Regions from separate parts of the Homo sapiens genome. Here all the other regions are linked to region 2. The links are chromatin contacts, found by Hi-C or POLR2A ChIA-PET in ENCODE. All regions are on one chromosome and are shown on one strand. The core of a region is the stretch at or near the end of the contact, and the rest is flanking DNA. Distances in the headings are between cores, read along the strand shown. Region 1 holds the start of AKAP8L (A-kinase anchoring protein 8 like). Region 2 holds the start of NDUFB7 (NADH:ubiquinone oxidoreductase subunit B7). Region 3 holds the start of RFX1 (regulatory factor X1). Region 4 holds the start of DCAF15 (DDB1 and CUL4 associated factor 15).

Evidence for each region. A loop is a pair of places that touch in the nucleus more often than their neighbours do. ChIA-PET counts read pairs that join two places held with the same protein, here RNA polymerase II (POLR2A). Pooled maps may share reads with other maps.
Region 1: a loop to region 2 is called in a pooled map, with 6 times the contacts of the local background. The contact joins the promoter of AKAP8L here to the promoter of NDUFB7 in region 2. A Hi-C loop is called at or near these places in 6 of 50 pooled maps.
Region 3: a pooled map shows a loop between it and region 2 (4-fold over the local background). The contact joins the promoter of RFX1 here to the promoter of NDUFB7 in region 2. A Hi-C loop is called at or near these places in 1 of 168 maps with a recorded cell type or tissue (gastrocnemius medialis) and 3 of 50 pooled maps. POLR2A ChIA-PET finds 5 or more read pairs at or near these places in 1 of 52 experiments (GM12878).
Region 4: a loop to region 2 is called in a pooled map, with 7 times the contacts of the local background. The contact joins the promoter of DCAF15 here to the promoter of NDUFB7 in region 2. A Hi-C loop is called at or near these places in 5 of 50 pooled maps.

Annotation. Positions count from the first base shown.
Region 1 is chr19:15,417,723-15,421,224 of GRCh38, forward strand. It overlaps AKAP8L (A-kinase anchoring protein 8 like), which reads right to left and starts at 1,266. Exons shown (of 14, transcript NM_014371.4): 1 at 1,189-1,266. The coding sequence starts at 1,201. WIZ (WIZ zinc finger) reads right to left here. Exons shown (of 13, transcript NM_001371589.1): 13 at 2,256-3,502.
Region 2 is chr19:14,570,680-14,573,767 of GRCh38, forward strand. It overlaps NDUFB7 (NADH:ubiquinone oxidoreductase subunit B7), which reads right to left and starts at 1,387. Exons shown (of 3, transcript NM_004146.6): 1 at 1,210-1,387. The coding sequence starts at 1,321. RefSeq lists an enhancer at 1,319-1,608.
Region 3 is chr19:14,004,359-14,007,867 of GRCh38, forward strand. RFX1 (regulatory factor X1) reads right to left here and starts at 1,962. Exons shown (of 21, transcript NM_002918.5): 1 at 1,745-1,962. RefSeq lists enhancers at 1,188-1,716, 1,717-2,244, 2,245-2,772 and silencers at 1,384-1,763, 1,814-1,993.
Region 4 is chr19:13,950,783-13,954,076 of GRCh38, forward strand. It overlaps DCAF15 (DDB1 and CUL4 associated factor 15), which reads left to right and starts at 1,727. Exons shown (of 13, transcript NM_138353.4): 1 at 1,727-1,862. The coding sequence starts at 1,731. It also overlaps a transcript of PODNL1 not described here. RefSeq lists an enhancer at 1,100-1,149 and a silencer at 1,810-1,949.

The DNA of each region.
Region 1 (3,502 bases), core at 16-2,515, 850 kb after region 2:
GCATTCTCAGTTCTCAAAATTCCAAGTAGAATGCAGGTTACCTGGCAACCACACACGCTCAAGCCTATAATACCCTCACCAAACAGGGAGGCCTAGTGTAAGTCTCCTGGCCGAGAAGCCTCATCAGTCACTGCCAAGGCAAACCCAGGAGGCCTTGGCAATTCACCCAGTGATGATTTACAGTCGCCCAAGCATATTGCGGGGGGCGGAGAGGGGCTCTCGGATCTGTCACCCACTCTCCCTTTCAAATCCCATTGGCCTCCCACTGGCCTCCCTGGCTGATCTTCTAACAAGCCAGGCAGTTCCTGCCCGTAAGCCTTTTACAGCAAAAGCTCCCTGGGCCAGATATCTTTATTCGCTCCCTCCATTTAGGTCTCTGCTCAAATGTCACCTCTTTACAGAAGGCTCCAACCACTCCACGTAGTGGAGCGACCCCCGCACGGTACTGACCACCCTAAAATATATCCTACACTCGCTTATTTGCCTATTAAGATCCTCGCCTCTAAGCTGCTTGAGGAATTCTTGTCTGTATTCCCAATACCCAGTCTGTACCGGACACGGTTCATTTGACAGACGCAGAGGGAATTAACATGGAACCTTGTCATTCCTTGCAGTTCAGCCCCTAGGGGCCCAAGGCTCCCCGCTCAGCCCAAACCCTTCCAATATTTACTTATCCCCCTAGGGCCTGGCGCCTTTCCCAGTTCTGAAATAGACAAAAGGGGGTGGTGGGTGGGATCGGGATGGGGGTGTAGAGCTGCGGCGTTTTTGCAGAGAAACTGCGCGGGGGAGGACGCGACAATGGCGACGGCAGCCGAGCCTGCTGCCTGCTCGCAAGGACCAAGGCCTGAGAAAGGGAAACCTAAGGCGTCGAGGTCCAGGAGCGCAGGCCAGGGACGGAGGTGGTGGGGGCGGAGACCTCGTGCGCTGAGGCCCGGACCCACGGACACAGGCGACAGAAGCCAAGACATCAGGCGGCCGGGAGCCGGGACGCCGGCTGCAGACACAGAGAGCTGAGGCAACGAGGCGTGAGGGCAGCGACCCTGAGGCGACGGGCCAGCGGCGCCATTTTGTGACCGCAGGGAAGGCAGTGACGGGGCCCCAGGGGAGGTGCGGGCAAGCCTGGTGCGGCATCCGCACGTCCCTGTCCCATCCCCCACGCAGAGCCCGACCCCACCCTGCCAGGCCCACCTGTGTAGCTCATGGTGGCGGGCAACACAACATCCGACGACGCCGGCTTCTGCTGCTCTGAACATCCGACGCTGCGATAGCTGCTGCTAACCACAGGGTCCCCTCCACACACACCCGAGCCCCGCCTCCCGACCGCATTGGCTCATACCGGCCTCGGCTTCACGTCTATTGGAAGGAACCGCTGTCTATCTCTATGCCTCCTCATATCAGTGGCTGGAAGCTGCTGGCAATCTCGTGAGAGCCCCGCCTTGTCCCCGCCTTCTGTTATTCTAAGGCCTCAGTGATTGGCCTACAGAAGCCGGCAGAGAGGCGGAGTCCTATAGAATTTGAGGGGGCGGAGCTGTGCACTACGGAAAGGCCCAAGGCCCAAGCATGGTCGGGCTGGAGGAGCGCCCGTACCCTGGAGACCCGCCAGAGGGAGTCGGGTCTACGGCTCAGGGCAGGGCTGGGATGCCAACTCCGCCACCGAGGTGCTGGGTAGGGGACCTAGCTAAGTCTCTCAAATTCTCTGGCCTTCGGCTCCAAAACAAGCATAGCAAAGCCATGTTGAGAAGAGAAAATTAAAACAGCACCAAACAAGATGCTGGACACACGTTTCAACATTACGTGACAAAGTGTGTGTAAAGAAATCATTCTGGTGCCAGTGCACTGAATAAATGTGATTAATCGTAACAAAACGATAATATATTTATATGGCATATGCTTATATGTGTAATAATTCCGTTTGTATTGTGTGTCATTCGAATGCTCCTTCAAACCTGCAAAAAGCTTTTAATCCTCACTTAAAACTGAAGCTTGGAACTCATGATTTGCTCAAGGTCCTTGACAGTTACGTGTTAAAATGGGAGCTTTGCTTCTAAAACCCTCCTGATTCACTCTGGGCTCGAGAGATCCTGCAATAGTGCAGCCGGGCACCAGTCATGTCCTCAGTCTGTTTCCTGGGCATATGGAAACCCTGCCAGGGACAACTCATAATTTCTAGAGATGACAGAGCTGCACCGAAGAGTACTTAACACGTGTGTTTGTGAAAACTCATTAAGCTGCGCAATTACGACTTCTACGCTTCGTGTGTTTTAAAACTTTTTTTAAGGTATGCTGTTTCTTTTTGATATTGTTGATTTCTTTAGGTGTAATAGTGGCATTTACAACGTTGAGAGAAACATACTGAAATACTAAGAAGTTAACTGATCTTATGGCCAGGATGTGCTTCACACAATTCAGACAGGTAGAGAGAGGAGGAGGAAGCAAGGAGCTATAAGATAAATCTCTGACAGCTGAAGACATTGGTCATGGGTTGGTGATGGATAGATGAGAGTCCATTTTACTGTTTGCTCTACTTTTGTATAGTTGGAATTCTCCATGATAAACTGTTTTAATAAAACTCCCCCCACCCAAATGAGGCTTCTGCAGAACTTGCTGCCATACGGAACAAAGCCACTTCTGATGTGTTAAGTGAGCAAACTCCAAACATGAAGCAGAGATCTGACGGATAAGCACTCTGGCTTCGGGGTTCATCTCCCCATCAGCCTCAGGGATGCCTGCCTGTCTTCCAAACCAAGGCAGGGCCCCAGGACACGTCTTCTGCGCCCTGCAGGTTCGTTCCTTCATCGCACTTGCCACAGTCATCATTGTACCGATTTGATTTCGTTCACATCCAACACCCTCAGAGACCACGGCTCAAAAGCTGAGACTTTGCTGCCTGAGGTGTATTGAAGTGGCTTGAGCAGAGAAGAGCAATGCTCAGAAAGTTTTAGGAAAACATCCCCCTGCAAGAACTGGAGGTGACTCTTCCAAGGACACACATGACCCTCACTTCACTGCATGATTGGTGGGGAGGAACTTGCCATATGACTTTATAAGCTCTTGTATCATTTGACTGTTTTTTGTCACATCTAGCCTATACCACTTTTATATTTCAAAAACTGACTTACGGGCCGGGCATAGTGGCTCACGCCTGTAATCCCAGCACTTTGGGAGGCTGATCACTTGAGCTCAGGAGTTCAAGACCAGCCCGGGCAACATGGTGAAACCCCCGTCTCTACAAAAATTACAGATATAAGCCAGGGGTGGTGGTGCATGCCTGTGATCCCAGCTACCTGGATGGCTGAGGCAGGAGAATCACTTGAACCCAGGAGGCAGAGACTGCAGCGAGCCGAGGTCCCTACACTGCACTCCAGCTTGGGCAACAAAATGAGACCCTGTCTCAAAAAATAAAATAAAAAAATAAAAACTGACTTATGAAAAGTTGAAAGAGGAAGAAACACCTTTGAGTCAGCTCACAAGATGCTCTCCCTGCTTCCTAAGTCCTGGATAC
Region 2 (3,088 bases), core at 137-2,636:
GCTTTGACACCCCCAGCTCTGCCTGATTCCACAATCTTTCCCACTGTGCTGAGTTCTCTGGAGACAGTGCCTGCATCCCTCCAGTTCCCTGCTGTATCCGCGGTGCCTAATGTGGGACGTGGCCCAGAGCTGGTGCTCGGTATGCCTGTGATATTACTACATTAAAAGCAAAAACAAACACACGAACCAAAAAACCATCCTGGGCGTAGTGGCTCACATCTTCAATCCCAGCACTTTGGGAGGCTGGGCAGAAGGATCGTTTGAGCCCAGGAGTTTGAGACCAGCCTGGGCAACACAGCAAGACCCCCAACTCTACAAAAAATAAAAAATCAGTCTGGCATCCTGGGGCGCTCCTGTAGTCCCAGCTACTCGGGAGGCTGAGGCGGGAGGATCATTTGAGCCCAGGAGGTCGAGGATGCAATGAGCTGTGATTGTGCCACTACACTCAGCCTGGGCAACAGAGCAAGATCCCGTCTCAAAGCAAAACAAAGCACTTTGCAGGACAGTATTTGCAGCTCGAATCTTCCTTATTTCCTTGTGCATACCCCACAATTGCAGTGACATCAGGAAGGGGGTACAATGAACGTGTCCCTGCCCTCCCATGACTCCCCACGTCCCCCAAGACTTGGCCCGAGGCCGGGCGTGGTGACTGACTTCTGCGATCCCAGCACTTGGGGAGGCCGAGGCGGGCGGATCACTTGAGGTCAGGAGTTCAAGAGCAGCCTGGCCAACAAGGAGAAACCCCGTCTCTACTAACAATACAAAAAAGTAGCTGGGCATGGTGGTACACATCTGTAATCACAGCTACTCGCGAGGCTGAGGCAGGAGAATCGCTTGAACCCGGGAGGTGGAGGCTGCCAGTGAATCGAGACCAAGCCACTGCACTCCAGCCTGAAAGAAAAAGCGAGACTCCGTCTCAAAAGAAAAAAAAAAAAGACTCGACCCAGCTCTGCGCGTCGCATTCCTGCCCGAACCCCCACTTGTCGCCTCACTTTTGCTCCCTGGCTTTTGCTCAAGCCGTGCCCTTGGGCTGGAACGCCTCCACACTGAGGTGGGGTCATGCACGTCCTGTGGACTCCTAGTCTAGACCCAAACCCAGATACAACACCTGAGGTTAGAGCCCAGCCCTGGGGTGCCAGCCCTGGGGTGCCAGGTGTTCAGGCACCCGCGCCCCACGCCCTCTGGCTGCGCCTGCGCACTGGGCCTCACCGCGCTCCTTGCGTTCGGGGAAGCCGTAGTCTGGCGGGAAGGTTGGCATCTGCAGGGGGTCGGGCTCCACCGAGGCATCGCCCAGGTAGCGCCGGACCAGGTGGGCCCCCATGGCTGCAGTCGCTGCAGATCCCTGCAGCAGCCGAGGGTCACCTAGCTCCTACCCGGAACCACTGACCCCTCAGTCAGACACAGCTTCCGGGTCATTTAGGCAGCTGCGGAGATCATAGAGATGAAGGACTCCAGAGGATCGCTCCGGTCCGCCTGGCGTCACCTCGCGGACAGGCGGAGGCGGGACAGGTGCTGTGTCTCTTCGCAGGATATGGTTGGACCCGAGAGGGGACTTCCCTGAGCCTGGAAATCCATCTGGGCGGGGCAGAAGGGGACGGTGTGGGACTGAGGCCTCCCTCGACCCTATCTGGGGCTCTTCTGGTAGCCCGAGGCTAAAGCACATATTAAAATTATTTTTCATATCATTTTCCAAAAAGTTTTTTCTTTGAAAACATTCAAATTTCTCTTAAAAAAGGCACGATATCTATTATATCGTTAATGTATGTAATTTTGCATAAAGTCACTTTAAGAATTTTTTGTTTTTGGAGACACAGTACCTGTCGCCCAGACTGGAGTGTATTGGCGCGATCTCGGCTCACTGCAGCCTCCACCTCCTGGGCTCAAATTCTCTTGCCTCAGCCTCCTGAGTAGCTGGGATTACAGGCGCCCGCCACCACCCCCAGCTAATTTTTGTATTTTTAGTAGAGACGGGGTTTCGCCAGTTGGCCAGGCTGGTCTCGAACCCCTGACCTCAAGTGATTCCCCCGCCTCAGCCTCCCAAATTGCTGGGATTACGGGCATGAGCCACAGTGCCTGTCCAAGAAAGATTTTGATAAATTTAATTTAAATAAAAGTTATTCATAAATACAGTTATTATTATATTATTATTTTTTGAGATAGGGTCTCATTCTGTCGCCCAGGCTGGAGCACAGTGGCACAATCATAGCTCACTGCAACCTTGAACTCTTGGGCTCCAGGGATCCTCCCGCCTCAGCCTCTCAAAGTGTTGGGATTATGGGCGTAAGCCACTGTGCCTGGTCAAAAACAATTATTTAAAGCTGAAATTTCAAATAAATTATATATATATATGCAATCTTTATACAATTTTAAAATATATTAATATCTAATATTAATATCTAATATATATTTTTCCCCAGTCTGACAAAGCATGTATTAGGCATCTACTGTATGGTATGCTGGGTCCAGTGGTCAGACAGAAAGGCAGACGTGGTTCCTGTCTTTCAAGCTTACAGTCTAATGGAACAGAAAAACAGTCTAATGGAAAAAAAAAAATATGGGCCAGGGCAGTGGCTCACACCTGTAATCTCAGAGCTTTGGGAAGCTGAGATGGGAGGATCGCCTGAACTCAGGAGTTTGAGACCAGCCTGGGCAATATAGGGAGACTCTATCTCTACAAAAAAAAAAAAAAAAAAAAAAGCTGGGTGTGGTGGTGCACGCTTGTAGTCCCAGCTACTCGGGAGGCTGAGGCAGGAGGATAACTTGAGCCCAGGAGTTCCAGGCTGCAGTGAGCCGTGATCCCATCACTGCACTCCAGCCTAGGCAACAGAGTGAGACCCTGTCTATAAAAATTCCCAGGTGATGTGATGTTGCTGGTCTAGTGACCAGCTTTGGGAGAATTACTCAACTAGATCTTTATGTGTTGACATGGGGAAGTGGCTGCTGATATATTAAGTGAAAAAAGCAAGCTATTGAGAATAGACAACTGGCAATAGAGACTTTTCTTTTTCTTTCTTTTTTTTTTTTTTTTTTGAGACAGAGTTTCACTCTTGTTGCCCAGGCTGGAGTGCAGTGGTGTGATCTCGGCTCA
Region 3 (3,509 bases), core at 712-3,211, 570 kb before region 2:
TCAGCCGGGCATGATGGCGAGCGCCTGTAGTCCCAGCGACTCAGGAGACTGAGGCAGGAGAATCACTTGTACCCGGGAGGCGGAGGCTGCAGTGAGCCAAAATCAAGCCACTGCACTCCAGCCTGGCCACAGAGTGAGACTCCGTCTCCAAAAAAAAAAGTGCTGATGATCCGTCTAGCAACTTGGCATTTCTAGCTTTTTTGTTTGTTTTACTGAAAATTAATCTCCACCTGTCCTAACTTTCAAAGAGTCCCTGCCTCCTCTAAAAAGGGCCAGGCCTAGAAAAAGTACCTGGAGAAGTTAGGACCCGCCAACCCCCACCAGACCAATCTCAAACTCTTGGGAAAAAGCCTGAAATGATCCTTTTCCTTGGAATGTATTGACTGATTTAAAAGGAAATGGCTGCAGTTTGCACACCGACACTAAGCTCAAAAGCAAGACGGAGAATAAGCCAACTAGACTTGGCCTGGCTGGCTACTTAAAAAAAAAATTCCTCCCCGAGCTGGCAGGATATTGTCACCCTAAAAAGCAGTGGCAAAGATTCTCCTCTCACAAACATGGATAGCTTCCCCTTCCCTCTGACCGCTCCTGCCCACGTGGCCCTAGAGGCTGGGACCTTGTCAGTGACATGTGACTCGGTTGACACTCGTTTGACACAAAAACATGTGTCTGGCCAAGAGAAGCGGGTTTAAAAAATCTAAGAAACTTCCTCAGGCTTCATTTGCTCCCCCATTCCCAGTAGGGGAGACCTCGATGGGCAGGACCCAGAAACGTTCCATCTCCAGGAACAAACCCCCGCAACCTCAAACCAGGAAACATCAGGTCTCAAACAGCAGCCCAGAGAAAAGCACTCAGGTTTCTGTTCCTCTAAAGCATTCCCTCATGGTCACTCCTCCCTACCATGGACTTTGATTTCTGCAAACCAGATCCTCCACGCTAAAGCCAAATCGACTCCTAGCTCCTCCATGAAACTTTGCTTCCTCTTTGCTTCCTCCCAGAGAGAAGGTGGCAGGTTTAGGAGTGGGCTGCAGTGTTGAAATCAGGACTAGCTGACAGTTATTTTATCAAACCACATTCAGAAACGGTAGATACGAGGAAAAGGTTCAAAGATAAGCCGTAAGTAAAATTCCTGGAAGGAATGAGGAGTCCCGGTACTGCAGGAAAAGGGCGATGTCAATGATTCTCCCCATTTTACAGGATGGAAAACTGAGGCCTCAGATGGACAGGCACTTGTCCAAGTTCTGAGTCCTGGGACAACTGCAAAGCTCTTAAGGAAGAAGGGAGTCGCTTAAGGATCTGGAAGGCGGACCGGGTGGTGGCTGCCCACCCTGGTTCCCGAGGTGGAGGTTGGGGAGACCCAGCCGGCCCCGCCCATACCTTCCCTCCTGGTCCCGCCCACCCACCTTGGCCCCGCCTCGTACCTCCCTCGCTCCCATTGGCCCAGCCTCCCCAGGCCCGCCCCTTCGCGCTCCCGACATATAAAAGCCCCCCGCCCCGGCCTGCCGACCTCCACTCGCCGCGGGCCTGCGAGCGCCCGCCCCTCGCGGGGGCCGGGCCGCGGGGACGGGGGCGGGTGGTGTCGTTCCAGCCGGGCCCCGGCCCCCTCCCCCACGGTCCAGACAGTCGCCGCCGCCATTTTGACCGCCCGCCCCTTCCCCCCGGACTGTGATTACAGAGACACCTACTGCCCCGGCCCCGCCGCCCACCCCGGCCCGGCCAGCCACCCCGGGGCCGCCCTGGTTACCTCCGCTTCTCCCCACTTCTGTCTGCGGAAACGCTTTTCGGAGGTCTCGGAGTCGATGTTGGGAAGGGGACGGGACGTGCTGGGGTCCCCGGGCCGGGCCTGGGGGGTGGGGGTGGGGGTCGGCCGGGCGGTTGTTGTTGTTGACTCGCGTTGCCGGGTTGCTTGGTCGCCACGACTACCGTGGCTATGGCGCCTCCGTTTCCCTCACCGGGGCAACTGTTGCTACCCACCCTAGTTACGTCACGCGCGGGGGCGGGGCCCGGGGTGATTGGCGGCGGCCGGAGAAGTGATTGGACGGCGCCAGGCCTTGCAGCTAAACTATTAGTTCCGATGCACGCTTTTCAACACCCTCTGGACTTCCCGGCGATCTGATTTATCAGTATGAATGTCCATCAAAAGAAACTGAACCCTCAAAGGCAGCCGGGCCCGTCACTCCGGCAGGGAAGCAGCTGGTTAAGAATAAAGGGGTAGGACTCGTGAGGACGGGATTGGTTTGCCGATGTAAAACCGGCCTCCTGGTTCGACTAAAGGGACGTCAATCTACCAAAGGTTTGCCGCGCTCTCTGGCTGGAGGCCGTGCGCATGCTCGGCACGCAAGGCCGATTGGGAGTTGTAGTCCGCTCTTGCGTACACTTTACATGTCTTACCAAATTAAAAAGGCGAGAAAGGAAGACTCCGCTCCAGACTTCTCTCTCGCTCGGTGGGCCAGTTTCTGGCTTCTTGCGCTGACGTCAGGGGAGGAATGCAGTGACGCAGCGCAGCCCCTCTGTGACGACAGCGGCGAAGGCCGGACTCGGGATTCGATGACGTCACTGGGCGCGCGTCCCCCTTCCCCACTGCCCATGGCCCCGTCGGGGTTGGGTGGAAGCGGGAGGCCGCGGCGGGGTTCGATCCCAGCTCCCACCCGCTGGGGTGACATCCTCCTCCGCCCAAGCCGGCCAGACAGCGCGGCCGCCGCGCCTTCTCCCGCCTCCCGGTCCCCTCCAGCCGGAAAAGGTCACCGCTGCCGGGGTGACCGCGGCTATCTCTGCCCCGCAGGCGGTGCGGCCGCCTTGGGAAAGGTCTCTGCAAGGCGGGGGACTTCATTCGCGGCTTCAACCGCGGTAGATAAGCAAAGGTCAGCCCCGACCCAGCCCAGGGAGCTTGGTCCGCCCAGGAGAGCTCACCACAACCCCCGCCACACACACACACCTCCCACACATACGCTCCTCTGTGCCTCAGTTTCCTCAAGGGACTGTCTGGGTGCTGCAGGACGAGAAGAGACAGAAACAGGGCCCGGACTAGGGTGAACATCTTGGGAGCAAAAACTCAGTCATCAAGATAAATAATCTTCTAATTCAATATTTGTTAAATATCCAAATTAATGGGAAAAAATAAATCTATGATGAACAAAACATCACAATTTTAAATAAAGACAGGATCCGCCAACACAGGGATTAAGGTGAGATGCGTTATGCAAGCTCAGGGTCAGATCTTGTGTTTAAAATAAATTTATTATTATTATTTTTTGAGACGGAGTCTCACTCTGTCGCTGAGGCTGGAGTGCAGTGGCGCAATCTCGGCTCACTGCAAGCTCCGCCTCCCAGGTTCACGCCATTCTCCTGCCTCAGCCTCCCGAGTAGCTGGGACTACAGGTGCTCGCCACCACGCCCGGCTAATTTTTTGTATATTTAGTAGAGACGGGGTTTCACCGTGTTAGCCAGGATGGTCTCGATCTCCTGACCTCGTGATCCGCCCGCCTCGGCCTCCCAAAGTGCTGGGGTTA
Region 4 (3,294 bases), core at 477-2,976, 620 kb before region 2:
GCCTGTAATCTCAGCACTTTGGGAGGGTGAGGTGGGTGGATCACTTGAGGTCAGGAGTTTGAGACCAGCCTAGCCAACATAGTGAAACCCTGTCTCTACTAAAAATACAAAGATTAGCCGGGCATGGTGGCACATGCCTGTAATCCCAGCTACTTGGGAGGCTGAGGCAGGAGAATCGTTTGCTTGAACCCGGGAGGTGAAGGGTGCAGTGAGTTGAGATTGTGCCATTGCACTCCAGCCTGGGCAACAAGAGCAAAACTCCATCTCAAAAAAAAAAAAAAAAAAAAAGATATGTTGTGATATTGTGTTGTGATATATTTTTAAAAAACCATATTTTGGTCTTAGGTTTTCTAGTACATAACTCCTAAAACCCTTGAAATCAGCTGGGCACAGTGGTTTATGCCTGTAATCCCAGCACTTTGGGAGGCCAAGACGGGATGATCCCTTGAGGTCAGGAGTTTTCGAGCAGCCTGGGCAACATAGTGAGACCCCATCTCTACAAAAAAAATTTTTTTAATGAAGACAATAAAAAAAAACTATCTTCTAGATTGTTCAGAGGATTAAATGGGCTGGCCAGGGGTGGGGGCTCACACCTGTCCTCCCAACACTTTGGGAAGCAGAGGTGGGAGGATCACTTGAGCCCAGGTGTTGGAGACCAGCCTGGACAACTTGGTGAAACTCCGTCCCTACAAAAAATACAAAAAATTAGGCCGGGCGCGGTGGCTTATGCCCGTAATTCCAGCACTTTGGGAGGCCTAGGCGGGCGGATCACCTGAGGTCAGGAGTTCGCAACCAGCCTGGCCAACATAGTGAAACCTCGTCTCTACTAAAAATACAAAAAATTAGGCAGGCGTGGTGGCGCACGCCTGTAGTCCTAGCTACATGAGAGGCTGAGGTGAGAGGATCATCTGAGCCCGGGGTCGAGGCTGCAGTGAACCGTGATCACGCCACTGCACTCCAGCCTGGGTGACAAAGTGAGACTCTGTCTAAAAAAATAAAATAAATGAGGTAATGTATACGAATATGATGCACGGAGCGGACCTTCAACAATTATTTTTATTGCTATGATCTGCATAATTGGCACAACAGGGCCCTGCCACATCGAACTGTTTAAGCTCAGAACCGTGTCTGTCACATGTGGAGCGATCCATGATTGATGCTATCATTATCACCACCATCATCCCACCAACCCGCCCATCGGAAACAAGCTTTCATCGAATCCCATCGTTTTTTCCTTTTTTGTAAATCTCTTTCCTCGGCCTGGCTCTGCCGCCCAAGTATGCTCGTCAGGCCTTTGCCCACCTGGACCGGGCGCGGGCAGCCCGGGGCTGAGGATTCTCGAGCCTTGGTGGACCACAGGCTCCCGTCGCCCCGCCCAAGGGCCTGGACCGCCTGTGGTCTCCATGGAAACCCGCCAGCCACAGGGGGCGTGACGCCGTTGAGACAGACAGAGATATTCACCTATCAGATCAAAGTTATCTGGGCAGGGCGAACAAACGGGACCTCCGAGTGGTACGTCCTTAAGGCGGGGCGGGAATACGGCAACGGGCCGCGGGGGCTGTTACTGTCGCTACCAATCAAGAGTCGAGATGGCTTTGATGGACAGGCATAGCGCGAGTGCGGGCTTTCGCCCAACCGGCGGGCCGCTGTCCCGAAAAAGGACCAATGAGGAGGCGGCAGGGGTGGGGCGAAGGGGCCGGTTGCTCCGGAAGTGGAGGGAGGGGGTGAAAATGGCGCCCAGCTCGAAATCGGAGCGGAACAGCGGGGCTGGGAGCGGCGGCGGCGGCCCCGGGGGAGCCGGAGGGAAGCGGGCAGCAGGGCGGCGGCGGGAGCACGTCCTCAAGCAGCTGGAGCGGGTCAAGGTGAGGCCTGGAGCCGGAGTGGGGAGCGCGCCGGAGGGTGGGGAGTAGGGACGAGGGAGGCGGAGGGAGGAGGGCGTTCGCGGGGTGAGGGGTTGGGGGCGGGGCCCCAGGGGAGGGGGCTCGGATGCAGGGCCTGGGCGGGGCCCGGGGGAGATGGCTTGGATGGAGGGGGCTCAGTTGGGGGCCTGGATGCAGGTGGTTGTGTCGGGTGACCGGCAAAGGGGCTGGGATGGAGGGGGTTGGGGGCGGGGCCCCAGGGAGGGGGCTCGGAGGGAGGCGACCCCAGAGGCCGCAGGGAGAATCAGGAGGAAGGGGGCGATCCAGGCTTTTCAAAGCTCTGCTCCCATGGTTGCTCCATAATGGAACCTTCCCGCCCCCTTTGCAGAGCCCCTGCCGCTGGCTTTGGGCTTCCTCCGCCTGATGTTCCTCTCCCTGCCCAAGCCCCGACCACACATGAGCTGGGAGTTCCAGTACCTGGGTGGGCCTCCCCATTGAAAGTGTGGGAGCTCCCTGGATAGGGCTGAGTCTTCCCCCGCAGAGTGAGAGTTACCGAAGCAGGCTCTGTCTCCTCCATCAGACTGGAAACTCCCAGAGCTGGGGGATGATGTCTCTCTCCCCCATCAGTTTGGGAGCTCTGGAGGGCAGAAATGTGGATCTCTTGCAGGTGGGCAGTAACTGGGGCAAGGCTGTGTCTCTGTGGACAGGGACTGCGCCTTCTCCGTGAGGCTGGTAGCTTTGTAAGGGCAGTGCTGTGTCTCCCCCTTTTGACTGGGAGCTCCCTGGGCTGGGACAGTCTCCGCCCTTAGCCTGGGAGCTCCCTGGGCTTGGCTGTGGTTCCGCCCTTAGCTTGGAAGCTCCTTGGGCAGGGACTGTGTCTCCCCTGTCGGCCTGGGCCTGGCTGGCCAGGCTGTTTCCTCCGTCAGACTGAGACCTCCATGTGGACAGGGCTGTCTCCCATCAGACAGGGAGCTTCCCAGACAGGACTCTTCCCATCAGATTGGAATGTCTTGAAGGCAGAGTTGGGTAGCAAGACTGAGGCTGTTCGGATATCCCTGTGCCTGGCTTCTGCCTGTCAGTCCCCGCAGATCCTTCCGCGGTGAAGTTTTGGGGATGAGGGATTCCCTTGGATTCCGTTGGAAGGCGGTAGTTAATTGGGAAGGGGGCGTTGGGTCATTGGTTAGGCTCACCCTTCTATCTGCCTCGACTGGCCCCCAGCAGAGGCCAGAGCTGCCCCGGGGAGGAGGAGCCCCCTTGTTTGAAGGCTGGTGGGTTGGGAACAGATGGGTGCAGGTCAGGACTCTGTCCCAGCCTCCTTAGTAGGATAAATACCCACAGCTTAGGGACAGCCTTCAGGGAGGGAAGCAGGTGGCCCAGCGTGGGACAGGGTGATTGGGGAACTTTCTTGGGGGCGGTGACGCTGGGCTCAGTCAAG